Regions from separate parts of the Homo sapiens genome. Here region 1 is linked to region 2. The links are chromatin loops, found by intact Hi-C in ENCODE. Cell type or tissue: endothelial cell of umbilical vein. All regions are shown on one strand. Links, peaks and the distances in the headings refer to the core of each region. The heading gives the core; the rest is flanking DNA.

What was found. A loop is a pair of places that touch in the nucleus more often than their neighbours do. Peaks named below come from ENCODE experiments on the same cell type or tissue, not always from the same donor. Only the 100,000 strongest peaks of a DNase experiment are listed, where the experiment ranks them.
Region 1: it touches region 2 in a loop (6-fold over the local background); 1 of 110 quality-filtered maps calls a loop at or near these places.

What each region holds. Positions count from the first base shown.
Region 1 is chr4:145,282,457-145,290,133 of GRCh38, forward strand. No RefSeq gene overlaps it. Among named protein-coding and RNA genes, the nearest start is that of LINC02266, 54 kb to the right of the region's middle. In endothelial cell of umbilical vein, for the core only: no CTCF peak of the experiment used is centred there; a DNase peak (open chromatin) is centred at 3,685; H3K27ac peaks cover 1,946 bases.
Region 2 is chr4:145,385,163-145,392,839 of GRCh38, forward strand. No RefSeq gene overlaps it. Among named protein-coding and RNA genes, the nearest start is that of LINC02266, 49 kb to the left of the region's middle. In endothelial cell of umbilical vein, for the core only: no CTCF peak of the experiment used is centred there; a DNase peak (open chromatin) is centred at 3,129; H3K27ac peaks cover 1,952 bases.

The sequences.
Region 1 (7,677 bases), core at 1,767-6,766, 100 kb before region 2:
TTCTGCTATTTACACAAATGCCTTGTGTGGATGCTGTTCATGTGTGAGCTTGTGTCCTGCGGGAATTGAGAGACTGAGTTCCATGTCTGGGTGAATGTGGTACAAAATAGGGACAGCACATGCCACATGGCAAGATAATCTGTCAATTAAACTCATCAGTGGAAGCAGCACTCGGAGCCAGAAATAACGAGAGTGAAAGTAGCCTGGGAATTCCCAGATATTCTGGGGACGCACATTGGATTTTCACTGAAGGAAATATGAAATGGGAGTTTGAGCCACCTTAAGAGGCAAGGATACTCTTCTGACATCTGGGTTATCTGTTAGTGAATATTTGGAATTGAATGGATTATCTTGTATTTACCAGGTTGCTTTCGAAGCATATGATTGTAGTTAAGATAGAAAATGTAGACACTAAGATTTCTTACTTCTTGGCTGGGTGTGGTGGCTTACAACTGTAATCCCAGCACTTTGGGAGGCCGAGGCAGGCGGATCACAAGGTCAGGAGTTCAAGACTAGCCTGAGCAACATGGTGAAACCTCGTCTCTACTAAAAAATACAAAAATTAGCCAGGCGTGGTGGCGTGTGCCTGTAGTCCCAGCTACTCAGGAGGCTGAGGCAGGAGAATCACTTGAACCCAGGAGGCAGAGGTTGTGGTGAGCTGAGATCGTGTCACTGCACTCAAGCCTGGGCAACAGTGCAAGAGTCCGTCTCAAAAAAAAAAAAAAGTTTTCTTACCTTTTGGTAACAACTAGGGCCTTGGGCTGAATATCCAGAAGTTACCCAGTTATCTCTGGTCTAGACATTGGTAAAGACTTCACTGGATTGTGAATTTCCCAATATTTCTTCATTTCTACAGTCCTGAAGAGGTTTTTCACAGGACTGGGTCAGAGGTTCTGAGTCAATACACAAATATACCTAATGCTAAATGACGAGTTAATGGGTGCAGCACACCAGCATGGCACATGTATACATATGTAACTAACCTGCACATTGTGCACATGTACCCTAAAACTTAAAGTATAATAATAATAAAATTTAAAAAAATAAAAATAAAAAATAAAAATTCTGAATAGTCCTATTACAGCTAAATACATTTAACCAATAATAATAATAATAAAAGCTTTCCCACTAAGAACAATTCAGAAAAAAAAAAAGTTACTGTGTATTGATACTGTAGAAACCAAAATAAAATACTTGTAGGAAAACATCAAGAAATATTAGGCTAGAGGGTTTGTTGAATGTGGTTTCTTGAGTCTCCCTGGTTTTTCATGGGAGACAGACTTGGGTTGGTGGCAATGGCAATCTGTATGGCCATGGTTAGTTCTCTCAGATCAACAGAAGCCCCAATTAGAGGCTTATAAAACTTCTCATCAACCTCACTACCCTAAAGCTCTATCATAATTTTTATAAAGTTGGAAGAAAAAAAAGCCTTTACTAAGTTTTATCACTTGGATAAAGATCATATTCCAAGTACAATTCTTGGTATGTCATATCACCATTTTGCTTCATTGATCACAGATTACCCAATGATTATTAGACATCACATGCATAGATGCATAGCAATTATTTCTGGAGGCAAGCCTGTGACATATGCAATTAGGAGTGGCAAGGCCCGGCAGGACCAGCCAGGGCCTCCCACAGAGCCGTATTTAACAATTGGTTGACTAGGATATAAAGGATCTGTGATATCATGCTAGCATGTTAGAAGTTGTTTTCCTAAGGGTCATAGTTGGCTATATATAGAATAATGCCATCAGCCAGAAAGGACTTCCTGATTGCATATATAGGATTTGCTTATGTTTACAGCAGGAGTAACTTCCTATTTTCATTCCCATTCTCAGGGAAAGTAATTTGATCTAGATAGAGTATAATCCCAGGACTACTTCGTTTGCAAGAAGATAAACTCAACTTAATCCAGTTTCAGTAAAATTTGAGCTTAATTGAAAGAATACTGGAATAGCTCAGAGAATTGAAGGATGGTTCTCAGGAACTACAGGAATGCTGAAGACCTTCATGAGTGGAACCAGGCACTCAAACTCTAAACAGCACACTCTTCTGAATCTTGTTTCTGTTTCCCTATGCTTGTTGGTTGTATTCTATTTTGCTACGAGGAGTTTCCTTTTTTTTTTTTTTTGAGACTGGGTTTTGTTATGTTGCCCATGCTGGAGTGCAGTGGCACAATCATGGCTCAGTGCAGCCTTGATCTCCCGGGCTCAAGCAATCCTCCCACCTCAGCCTCCTGAGTAGCTGGGACTACAGGTGCACACCACCAGACTTGGCTAATTTTTAAAAAATTTTTAGTGGAGATGAGGTTCTGCTGTGTTGCCCAGGCTGGTCTCAAACTCCAGAAGCTTTTTCTTTATGCTAGAAAACAAGATTTTCCCAGTCCTGGGCTTTCTTCATCCCTAGAGGAAAACAAGCTTCCTTTATCCAATGTTTAGGTTAAAAAAAAATCCTGGAGCAGGCCTCTGATTGGCCAGATTTAAATCATGTTTCCAACCCTTGGACGAATTGCTATGGATAAGAATATGAAGTACCATGATTGGCTGGTCATGTGTCCATTTCTAAGAGTAAAGGCAGTGGGGGAGATTCTATTACCGCAAGAAGAGTATAAGATCACTGTGCACCAGGGAGCCATACAAGTTGGTATGGCACATCTATTGGCATTTTCCCACTGTCTCCCTTACCCTTATGGAGATCACTGAGAAGAGGTAGACTACCCATGAATTCAACCTGGCCCAAAGAAGAAAGCTTCTTCATCATCTCTATGTGACTAACATCGGTCCTTGGGGCAGATGGTTCCTTTGGCAAGATACTATGGTGGGCTTTATTTCTGAAGTGCAGGTAGGCCTCTTGAAATTGTTTTGTTTGCAAGTAGGAAAAAGAGACCAAAACTTCTTGGCATTATCTTGTAAAGTGCTAGTTCCATTGTGGGCAGGGGAATTTAGGCAGATAACCTCACATTTAAAAACAGTTTATCTTCTCTCATATAGATCAGAGTATACTATGTTTGGAAAGTATTGTTTCTACTGGAAAAGGCATATGGGATGTAATTAGTCCAACAGTTACAGTGAAAACTGCAAGAATAATGAGGATGCATAGCTTTAAGTTGGACTGTCACGGAGATTTCAAAAGAGAGATTGGACTTGTGGTGCAAAGCCCACCGTGGCTGTCCTGAGTCTGCTCATTAAAAGCAAAACAAAACTAAAGAAGGGAGCCTCCTACTGTGGGTGGGATATATACAGTAGGAATAAGGATTTACATTTGGAGAACTGAAGAACTAAGCATTTTTAAAAGGGGCAAGAGAAGGCTGGGCTTTTAAGCAAGGGAGCAAGGTTAAGAACTGGAATATTTCCACAGGAAGGCACAGGTAAAGGACTTCCAGTTTTTTCCCCACTTGGGCTGTGAGATTTGTCATATTTGTCATGCAATTTTAAATTTTTCTCCTTGTCTTATAAATCCCTCTATTTTTCACCAACCCTTTAATTAAGTCTATTAGACATGCACAAGTTCTATGTTGGTGGTATTGTGGGGAATTAAAGAGAAGAGCAACAAAAAGAAGCATGATCCTGTATCCTTCCATGGAGATCATCATCATAGCATGAGAAAGGAATCCCAGATCATCCAGGTGGCACCAGGACAGAGGATCAGGGCAGAGCTGAAGGCAATGGAGAGGAACAAGTGACTCATAGAAACAGCTGCAAAGAGGGTGATTCAGGAACAAACTGAGGGACAAACATCCTCTTTCTCAAATATTCTAGAGGAAGGTGACTTTCAGAGGTTGAGAAATGGGAATGGTTGGGGGGGAAGATAAACATTGATTATATTCTCTGCAATTAGACCCTTTCATTCCTCCTCTTATTTCCCTCTCTCTTCCTCAAAATTTATTACATTAATTTCTCCCTCCAAGGTGGATCAAATATGCTTTGCTTATACAAATATTCAGAGTTCATTTTATTCAATCATGAATTTTTATTCATTTTATGTCTGTCATCCCCATTAGACTGAAAAGACAATGGCTATGACCTGCATACAGGGAAGATAGTGCTTTGCATACTGTTGTTGCTTAATAAATGGTTTTAAATTGATTTGAAAATGGTTTACTTAGTTGACTTCCTTCTTTGCAAGAGCCAACTAAGTCCCATTGGCACTTCATTTTCTCCTTTAATTTGCCATATTATCTAGAATATTTTAAAAACTTTCACCATTTTGAAATGATGCTAAATTGAACTAATTTTTCACTAAGCTTCTCAAGGAAGCAAAATCACAAATACTTCAGGTGTCATAAAATCAAAAGCACACATTGTCTTCCCAAAGGGAAGAACCACAATGAGGTATCTGCTCTTAAGAAAAGTTCTTGATACTTTTAGGATGATCTCAACTTCCACTTAGGAAGTTGGACTGTTTTAGGAAGAGAGTAATTGTTGACTGAGAGGGAGTCAGATTTTCTAGTGATCCAACTGAAAGAGCCAGCTATTGGCAAATTGGTACTTTAAAATTTTTCTGCTTGACAAACAATCCCTAACTCCAACCTTCTTTAATCACTACATATGCTTGTGAATGTAACAGGCATTACATAAAGGGAGAATCTCAAAAACAAACCCTAGCTTTTTTCATTGTACCAGTCTTCTCTGAGCAATTCCATTTTTTTGTTTTAAAATGAATAACTGAAGATAACTTTGAATCCTGGAACATGGCTGTGATATGGAAAATGAAAATAACAGAGTACAAAATAACATGTATACTGTGATTGCAGCTATTTAAAGTATTTATGCCCATGAAAGATAATACTGCAAAAATAGCATAGTCGTGTTGGAGAAGAGCAGAAAGAAGAAAGAAGCTGTATTATTTTGGTGAAACGTGATCCTTCTGTAAAAGAGACACCTGAAAATACAGTGGCTTAAAGGGCAAAAGTGTTTGCTTTCCTCTGTATCAGTCCAGGGCAGGGAGGAAGGCAACTCTGCTCCATGTGGCCACCCAGGGACCCAGGCTCCTTCTGTCTTGTTCCCATGTCATTCCCTAGAGCATTGTCCTTATCTGCTGGGTTGCAGTCATGCCTATGTTCAGCTCAAAGAAAGTGGACACAGTGTGGGGGAGTTGTGCAATATCCTAGGGTCCATGCTGGGAAGCAACACTCCTATTTCTGCACCTGTTCCTTTGATGAATATTGTCTCATGGCTACACCTAACTAACTGCAAAGAAGGCTGGGAAACGCAGTTTAGTTGGGCTCTCTTGTTTCCAGAGCAAAGTAGAAAATGGATTTTGGCTGATAGTCTCTGTTGTTATAGTTACCAATCATTGAGAACTATGCTTAGTTATTTACAAATACTGCCTCATTTAATACACACAACTGCATGTCCAAGATCTCCTTGCTTATAGTAGTTACCAAACATAACTAACGTTCTTGCATTACACCTATGTCTTTCAGCATAATGGCATTCTGAATATTTATTATCTTAAAATATTTTAATGTTGTTATATAGTAGTTCCAACTTACAGAATTCATATTTCATGATCTCTAAAGCTCCTTTCGGCTCCAAAGTATTGCTTATTTATTTCCTACAAAAAAGAAAACAGGGTTCTATGGATGATTGACTGGAATTTAGGTGGTGGGAGGGAGTGGGATTCTCTAGGAAAATGTGAGATGAAGAGAATGGAGAACTATTGATTCATGTGTTATGACTTTTATATCCCACATATTTTTGTTTCATTATTCATCTCCATCAATATCTAGTTTTTAAAATACATTTGCTTTTCATATTTTAAAAAATTCAGTACATTATTATATCAGAAATATGTTTAGGATCAGAATTCTGTGACTTTATTAAACATATGAATGTGGGCTTTTAATATTGATACTAGAGAACAAACCATTTTTATCATATTCCCTAATTTCTGACCTATAAGACCCTCCCCCCATAACACACATATACCTGTTAACTAAATCATAAATTTTAGTGTCATCCTTGCGTGCCAGCTATTCCAACATATGCCCAAAATCGATAACTCATCAAGTACTATCAATTCTACTCCTTAAATGTGTCTCTTTTCTCCCTTCTCCCTAGTTCCCCTCTCTTAGAGTAACACAGCTGACTGCTATTGTTTTCTGCATGTTCTAGTCCAATCCATTCTGTATACTGCTGCCAGAGAGATCTTTTCTAAAGCACAAACCTGATCATGGAACTGTTTGATTCACAACCCTTCTGTGACTTTCCAACACTTTCAAAATATGGACCACCTTTCATTTGGTTTCGCTGACATTCCCTACCTCCTAGCCCACCATAGCAAACTCCATGCAGGTCTCCACATATGCCATACACTCTCTTACTCCTGGGCGTTTGCATGTGCTGTGGCCTCTCACTTGGCTATCTCCTAGCATACCACCATATTCTTTCTACATGACTGCCCCAAAAAGAGTTAATTGCCCTGTCTGTGTGCTTCCCTAATACTCTGTTCTTAAACCTACCTATTAAACACTTATTAGACACTTATTAAAGTGGCTTAGGATTTTCTGTTGATTTGTCTACCTCTGTATCTTTTTTTTTTTTTTTTCTGAGACAGAGTCTTGGTGTGTCACCCAGGCTGGAGGGCAGCAGTGCAATTTCAGCTCAGTGCAATCTCCACCTCCCGGGTTCAAGCAATTCTCCTTCCTCAGCCTCCCAAGTAGCTGGGATTACAGGTGTGCTCTACCATGCCTGGCTAATTTGTTGTATTTTTAGTAGAGACGGGGCTTCACCATGTTGGCCAGGTTGGTCTCGAACTCCTGACCTCAAGCAATCTGCCCGCCTCGGCCTCCTAAAGTGCTGGAATTACAGGCGTGAGCCACTGCGCTCTCTCTGTATCTTAACTGTAGGCCACTAGAAGGTAAGAATTGTCTTTTACTTGTTTGGTCCTCAGTGCTTGCCATTAGTCTGACATTAGATAGGCACTCAATAAATGTTTTCTGAAGAAAGGAAGAATGGAAAGTCCTCACTCATCATTTAACCTTCATCTTTCTTAAGAAGAAGTGATGGAAATATCTATTGACTCTGATATTACTCTGATGTCCGCCCTTCTTGAGCCTGCAAGAAGTAAAGTGAACAATTCAGGGCTCTCTGACTAACAGAGATGATGGAAGCAATTGCTTGTCCTTACTGCTGGAGCCCAGAAATAACTTGAGTGAATCATGCTTATGTTCCTGGTATGCATGCCATGAAAATGGTCTAAGAACTCCTAGCAACTCTCTCAAAATTAAGACAAATTTCAGTGTTGGCTGCCTAACGTGTTTTCTGGCACATATATTTCCAAGCTCCACACCTGGCAGAAAGATGGTATCATAAAATTGAACATGATTGTGTTGGACAAGTAAACTGTGCTTCTGGTAACATAAGCACAAAAGCTACATTTATATTCTCATTCACTGAGGTATGTAGTGGTGACTGACAAAGATATATCTGAGATGGGTGTGAGTCCAGGGCAGGATTAGGGCCTAAATTTGGCTGCTGAATGCATGTCCACTGACCTTTTCAGTATCTGGCAAACTTTACTTTAAAAACAAGGTTGATCTTTAAATTATTAGTAGAAAAATCTTAGCTAAGCAGCGGTCCCTGCCCAACCTCCTCCCACTCCCAAACAAGAGAATAATGGTCTCTGTCTTTAAAAAGTTACAAACTAGCCTCTAAATAGGTAGGAACCACA
Region 2 (7,677 bases), core at 1,032-6,031:
TTGAGTAATTTCTATTGTACTGTCTTAAAGTTTACTGATTCTTTCTCTTGTCCTATTCATTCTTCTGTTGAGCCAATCCAATGAGCTTTTAAATTTTGGTTATTTTACTTTTCAGTTCTAAAATTTTTATTTGATTCTTCTTTATATCTTCTATTTCTTTGCCAAGGCTTCCTTTTGTGTTTCAAACATGTTCATAATTTCTTGTTGAAGCATTTTTATGATGGCTGCTTTAAACTCCTTGTCAGATAATTCCAACATCAGCATGGTGTCTGCTGGTTGTCTTTTCTTATTCAACTTGAGATTTTCTTGGTTCCTGATATGACGAGTGATTCTTGATTGTTTCTTGGACACTTTTGGTATTATGTTATGACACTTTGGATATTATTTAAGTTTTCTGTTTCAACAGACCTCCTGTGACACTCCACTGGTGGGAGAAGGGAGATGGTACCTTGTTTCTGTCAGGTGGGAGAAGTCTAAATCCCCCACGCAACATGCCAGAGGAAGACGGAAGGGATCCTCATTAGTGCTGGCAGTGTTGGAAGTGCAAACTTCCCACTAGGCCTTCCACCCTGACTGGGAGGGTGAAGGACACCTTGTTACTTTTCCCCACATGGTCTCTGCTGACACTGAGTTGGGGGATTTTTTTACCATTGGAAGTTGGTGAAAGTCGGACTTCTCACTTGGCCTTCTCTGACATCATGCTGGTGGGAAAGGGGAGGAATGCCTCATTACTACTAGGTTCGTTTGGAAGTTTTAGGCTCCCAATTTGGTCTCTACTGACACCCCTTGTCGTAGGGCATGGCTCCTTGCTGTGTGAAAGTTCAGGGTCCTGACTCAGCTTTTGCTGATGTGCTAGCCATGAAGCTGCAGTTTTTTCAGAATGTTTGGTTGGGTTAGAGGAGTTAGTTATTGTCTGAAAGTTTTCTATCTTACTAAACTGTCCCTTTCACCATCCTTTGACTAGACAGAGTCACCTTTTCTTGTTGTTTATTGTTTGTTTCTGTCTGTGCCCATTGTGATTTCTGAGTTGCCAGCTTGTCCCTAACCCAGTATGGGATACATGAAGCAAAAAAGAAACCCAGGGAACTCACCTCTCTGTCTTTTTTCAGGTTTCTAAATCCCTATTCAGTTGTTTCTCTTCTTTCCACCTTTCAGCATTATGTTTTGTTTGTTTCGTATGTAATGTCTGGAAATTTTAGCTGTAAAGTGGGAAGAATAGGGAGAAGGTTGTCTACTCCAAATTGTCCTGTGTCTTCCTTTTTCAACAACAATGTGAGAGCTGGATATTGAGTTCAATCCACTTTTCTATAACCTGATGTTATAGAAACGTGGTAGCAGGAGAGCTCTGTGCAATTGTGAATTGCCTTAATTAGAGAAACTGTAGTTTGTTTTGTCTTTAAACTTTGTTCCTAGCTTTCATATTGGAAGATACCCTTGCATATTTCTCCACATGAGAACTTATGTCTGAGAGAGTCTCTTCTGGTTATTTTATTACCGTTGATCTTCTAACAATGTGGGAGTTAAGCGTGCCAGCCCCCTGTGCAGTCAAAAATCTGCACATAACTTTTGACTCCCCCAAACTTAACTACTAATATCCTACTGTTGACCAGAAACCTTAAAGCCTTACTGATAACATAAACCATTGATTCATATGTTTTTATGTTATACATATTTTATATATATGTTATATATATCTATATATATAGCTAAAGAAAAGAAAATGTTATTAAGAAAATCATAAAGAAGAGAAAATATATTTACTATTCATTAAGTGGAAGTGGATCATCATAAAGGCTTTATCCTCATCATTTCCCATGGATTAGGCTGAGGAGGAAGAAGAGGGTTGGTCTTGCTGTGTTTCAGAGAAGACAGAGGAAGAAGAAAATTTCTGTATAAGCAGACCCACATAGTTCAAACCCATGTTCAAGGTGACACTGTACTTTGTTTTACCTACTTCTTGCTATGTAACTTTCGTACATGCATGCATTCTAACATAAAATAATTTTTCAAAGGGAGAGGTAAAGTACAAAATTCAACCAATCTTCTCTCCTACTCTTACAGTATCAGTGGAAACTCTCAGGATTTGTTGACTCACCAGTACTGTTTCTGACGTGTTGAATGGGTTAGATCAAGGTTTCTCAACTTTGAGGCTATTGACTTTTTGGTTCAAATACTTCCTTGTTTTTGCCCTGAGTAATGTTGGTTATTTAACGGCATCCCTGGCCTCTACCTACTAGTAGAATATGCCCCACTTGTAAGAACAAAATATGTCTCCAGACATTGCCAAATGTCCCTTGAGTGGCAAAAAATCAGTCCTGGTCGAGACCCACTGGGTTAGAACAAGTGCTATATTATTCTTTCCTTAATCCTCATTTTTCATTCCTTGGCAGATCTGTTAACATTTATGTCAGAAGATTGCACTTTTTTCCTGTTTGTTTACTGCCAAAATAGCTTTGGGATCCACTCTACTAGATTTTATTCAATTCATTTAACACTGAGGTAGAGTTTTCTCCTCTTTATTCTTCCTTTATTCATATTTTTACTCTTTGAACTTTTCCTGCATCGATATTCTCTAATGTGGAGAAGAAAACATTAATACACATGGCTTTGCTGGCTCCTCCATGTCTCTTCTATTTCTTCCAAATACTTCAAATAAGTTGTATACATGACATCTGTTATTACCTGCCATTTGATTATTAAATAATCTCCTAAATACAATAGGCCCATTAGTTTTCATCCTGGTTGATGTCTTTTTTATCTTTTACCTCTTCTTGAATCATAGTAGTACCTTAGAGACCTCATCTACTTTGTTAGCCTCAACTCTTCACTATGAAGATCACCAAAAGAGCAAGTCTAACATGGCATCTTACCTGTGCTCTAGTTTCATAGCTCTATTTTCACAAAGTATCTACTTGCGCGTCCCAAATCTGACATATTTGAAACAAGCTTGTCATCATTTCCTGCAAATCACTTCCCCTCTGCGTTTCTTATTTCTATCATGTACCCAAGTATCCTTTGTATTTCCACTTCAACTACTGTAATGTTTCCTTTGTTACCTCATGCCTGGGGTATTTGAAATAGCTTCCTACTTATCTTCCTGTTTCTAGTCTCTCACATACCACCTGGTATCAGATCAATCTTACTTAAGTTACACTTTTGTAATATTAAGTTCCTGTTAAAACCAAAACTAAACAAACAAAAACTTCAATCATCATTCTTCTTTACTACTTTCAGAATGTGGTGCCAGAGGGATCAAATATAGAGACAATGGTACCTAAGATTATACTTCACAATCAAACTAGATAGTGGGTTAATGTTAGTGTGCAAGTCTGCAACTTATTTAAAGACATTCCAATTTGCCTTTCTATAAAACTACATAAACTAGCTTAGATCACCAGAACAGAAATAACCACTTCTACAGTAACTCCTCTGAATTGTTTTATTATTTATTTAAATATTCACTGTTCTGCAATTATTCTAAAATATATTCGTAAGAAAACATGAATAAATATGGAAACAGTGTGATATGTTGGCTTGGGTGTGCTTGTGGTTAAACTTTTTTTTCTTTCCTTTAGAATTCTATTAATAGTAGTGCAATGTTTTTTATAAGCAAAAAGCTACAAAAATTAAAAGCAAAATATATTTATGATTTTATTTTTAAATTGGAATCAAAAACCTTGGAATGTTTTGCTCCATAAATGGATATAGGAATGTTTGCAACATAGACATTGTCGGAGGTAACCTGGATTATCATACAATAAAGTGGCAGTGATCAATCTTCTCTTTAAGAAGAGATAACTGATAAATTTTAAAGTTTGGCCTTGAAACCCAGCCCCAAAGGCGACTCAAAGTCTGTCCCATTTCCTCTCCATGAGTCCTTCCTTATTCAACCAAAAATTGAGGAGCATAAAACGAGTTGTCTTAAGTACTGTGTTTAGCTGCACCGAGGGGTGAAGTGTTGATGGAAAACCATGTGAATGGCTGCCTACTTACCAGCCTCATCTTATCCCATTCTCCTTTTCCCTCCTTATATTACAGCCATGCAATCATTTCAGTGCTTCAAATTTCACAGCTCCTTCCCATGTCACAGGAGCCACATGCATTTTCCTCTTCTAGCATGTTCCCCTACCTGTCCCTACCTCAGTTACTTTATTCCCACTCATCCTTCATGCCTCAATTTAAGTGTCAAGTCCTGGTTGATACTTAGAAATGGTGACTAAAGACAGGATTGCCCCCCGCCCACAACTCCTTTTTCCTATAAGAAATCATTCAAAAACAAGGAGAAAGAAAAACCAGAAATACTAACGTTATCTCCCACAACTTTAGCAGGTAGATGTAACTTTGAGCTGTAGGAAGGGAGGAAGAAATGCCAGATACAGGCAAGATAAAGTGGAAGTGCAAAAAGACACTCTGAGATGACTTTTAAAAAAGGTAGTATTTACCGTATTCTTACAATGCCACATGTACATGCATTATCTGCATGCCTTTTCAGGGATTGACCTCCTGTATTAGCCATTACAGCACTCAGTGAGATAAATGCTATTATGATTAGCCCTTTACTGCAGAAATAGAGTCATGCAGCTATTATGTGGCAGAGCTGTAATTCCAAATCAGAACTCACAGCACTGCCGCTGTGCTATGAGCAACGTGCAAATACCCAATTCATAAGGAATTTCCGTCATTCAAAGTTGAGTATTACCACAAAGTAAGCACACTGAATCTATGGAATTACTTCAAAAAAAAAAAAAAAGAAAAAGAAAAGAAAAAACTGTTGAAGGAATGGGGAAAACAAATAGTACAAATGGCAGATGAAGAATATATCCCAGAAGATTTTTGTTATGAACCAGAAGAAAAGTATTACCAAATATATTGCCATGAATTTAAAACATTTAATGAAAGAAATACTTATATAAAATGATGACTCAAAATACATCTAAAGAGTTTGGGAGGAAATGTGCTGAGAAGAGAAAAAAATCAAAGATGAGTGGAAAAGAGAAGTAAAATCTCATTCAAAATGAGAGTTAAAGTAGAATAAAGGAGAATAGTTACTACTGAAAGCATAGCATATAAAGGAGAAGATTTCAAAAATAAATAAGATTAAAGAAAAATGATAAATCTAGAGATAAAAATGAAGATTAAATATGCATAATGGATATCCCTAAAGAAAATCGACACATAATTGAACAGAAGCATAGATATAGCTTAAGGTCCCAGAAATAAAATAAGACATTAATCAAAAGACTGAAAAGACATACACTTTATAATAGTTACTGGCTATTTTCATCAATTTTTGCCTTAGGAAGAAGTATCAGACCATGATACGATTGTGATCCCTGGGAAGGAAGGAAAGAAGGAAGGAAGGAAGGAAGGAAAAGGGAAGGATGGAGAAGGGGAGAGAGGGAGGAAGGAAGGAAGGCCCTTGACTGTAATGCATTTCTGAGAAAATTTTGACAAAACCAGTGGAGAATCCTCTGGCCAACACTGTCCATTACAGGAGCATCACATCTCCCAGGAATAGTCCTGCCTTCGTATCCCTGCCACACTTTGTCACTGAGTAGGAGCATCTCATGGGAAAGCACAGCCACCTCCCAAACATAGTGTTGGGTTTCAGAGCATAACAGCTGAGGCCCTTTGTCAATTATGTTTCCTGCAGCAGGACAACTTAGAAGTGTGTTTTCACGGCTGTAATAGATGGAATTATGCATTTATCTCCATTCCCTTTCAAAACTCTACTGAAAGGGTGGTATAGAAATTAAAAGACCAACACACACACACACACACACACGAAAAGAATTGGAGAAAAGAATAGCATATGTCAACAACATTTTGAAATTGGAGAGCAGGTGGTAATTGACACAGCAGACCAGAAAAGGCTGAAACTTAGGCCAGTATGCGCGTGAAGCTCCTTAGAAACAGAAACAAAATGATTGCTCTCATCGTAACTCAAATATTAAAGGTAACTGGTAGCTCTGAAGACAGAAAGGCAGGGCAAGTTCTGATTGTAGGTATTTTTAAAAATCAGTTAAACCCCTTCATCCCTTCCCTACCCCAAATAGCCATGAGACCTCCTCTCCTGAGCCTCAGCAGATCTCTGGATATTACTTGCTGGAGAACCTGAAACATACAGACTAACTCTGCACTTGGGGACATCATGAATACCTTGTGGGTAGGAGTAACATAAGTTTACTTACTGAGAGGTGAGAACCACTCCTTCGACTTTCTCTTCTCATGTCCCAGAACTGTAGCAAATATGCTTAATCCTTGCCCAATCTCAACTCACAACTGAGAAGTTTCTCTCAGGTGGAAGTGACTGAAATACTGTATGTTCTCCCTTATCAGTGGGAGCTAAATGATGAGAACTCATGGTCATAAAGAAGGGAACAACAGACACTGGGTTCTACTTGAGGGTGGAGGGTGGGAGGAGGCAGATGATCAGAAAAAAAATAACTATTGAGTAGTAGGCTTAGCACTTGGGGGATGAAATAATCTATACAACAAGCACAAGTTTACTTACATAACAAACCTGCACATGAACTCCTGAACCTAAAATAAAAGGTTTTTAAAAAAGAAATGACAGGTTACAAGGGAAAAGACCACCAAAGAAAGGACTACGTCTCCCCTAATAGCTCCCAGTTTCCAAGCCCCATCAATGAATATTGAGTTCCAATTCACTTTGTAGTTCCTCACTCTTAAATATGAGTTGACACCCAATGATCACTAACATTTGAAGAAAGTCTCTAATACAAAAGACAGACAAAATGAAGAAAAACAATTGTGGAAATAGAGAACGAAAGGAGCAGCAGAAAACTAAGAAAAGTAATAACTCAGAAATATAACACATTACATCCATAAAACGAGAACATGCACATGTATACAGATGTTCCTCTACTTATGAAGGGGTTATGTCCCAATAAACTCATGGTAAGTTGAAAATATTACAAGTTAAAAATGCATTTAGTATGCCTAACCTACTGAACATCATTGCTTCACCTATCGTACTTTAAACATGCTCTTTTTCTTCTTACCGGAGGGAGGAGACACAGTTGGACATTTTGTAGACATGATGGGATGCAAAAACACAAAACACAATATCCAAAAATTGCTGGCAACAGAATACCCTTTGGAGTATCAGTTGTTTACTCTCATGATTGCATGGCTGATTGGAAACTGCTGCTCACTGCCACTGCCCAGCATCACTAGAGGATCATACTGAGTATCGCTACCCTAGGAAAAGATTGAAATTCAAAGTAAGGTTGCTACTGAATGTGTATCACTTTTGCATCATCATAAAGTTGAAAAATTGTAAGTCGAACCATTGTAAGTCAGAGATTGTCTGTATTTACACATGAAACATTCAAAAAAGAAATTTTCTAAATTCATTGTCAGCACAAATTAAAATTTCCAAATAAAAATTAATAGATTAGCTGGGCATGGTGGCACACACCAGCAACTTGGGAGGCTGAGGTGGGAGGATAGCTTGAGCCCATGCAGTCGAGGCTGCAATGAACCATGATTGCCCTACTGCACCACTCCTGCCTGGGCAACAGAGTGAGACCTTGTCTCCAAAAAAAAGAAAAAAAAGAAAAAGAAAAGAAAATTAATAGATTGTCAAGAGTTCACATCCAAATATTTAGATTTACAAGAAAAAAGAAAATGAAAGGAAAGTATTAAATAATA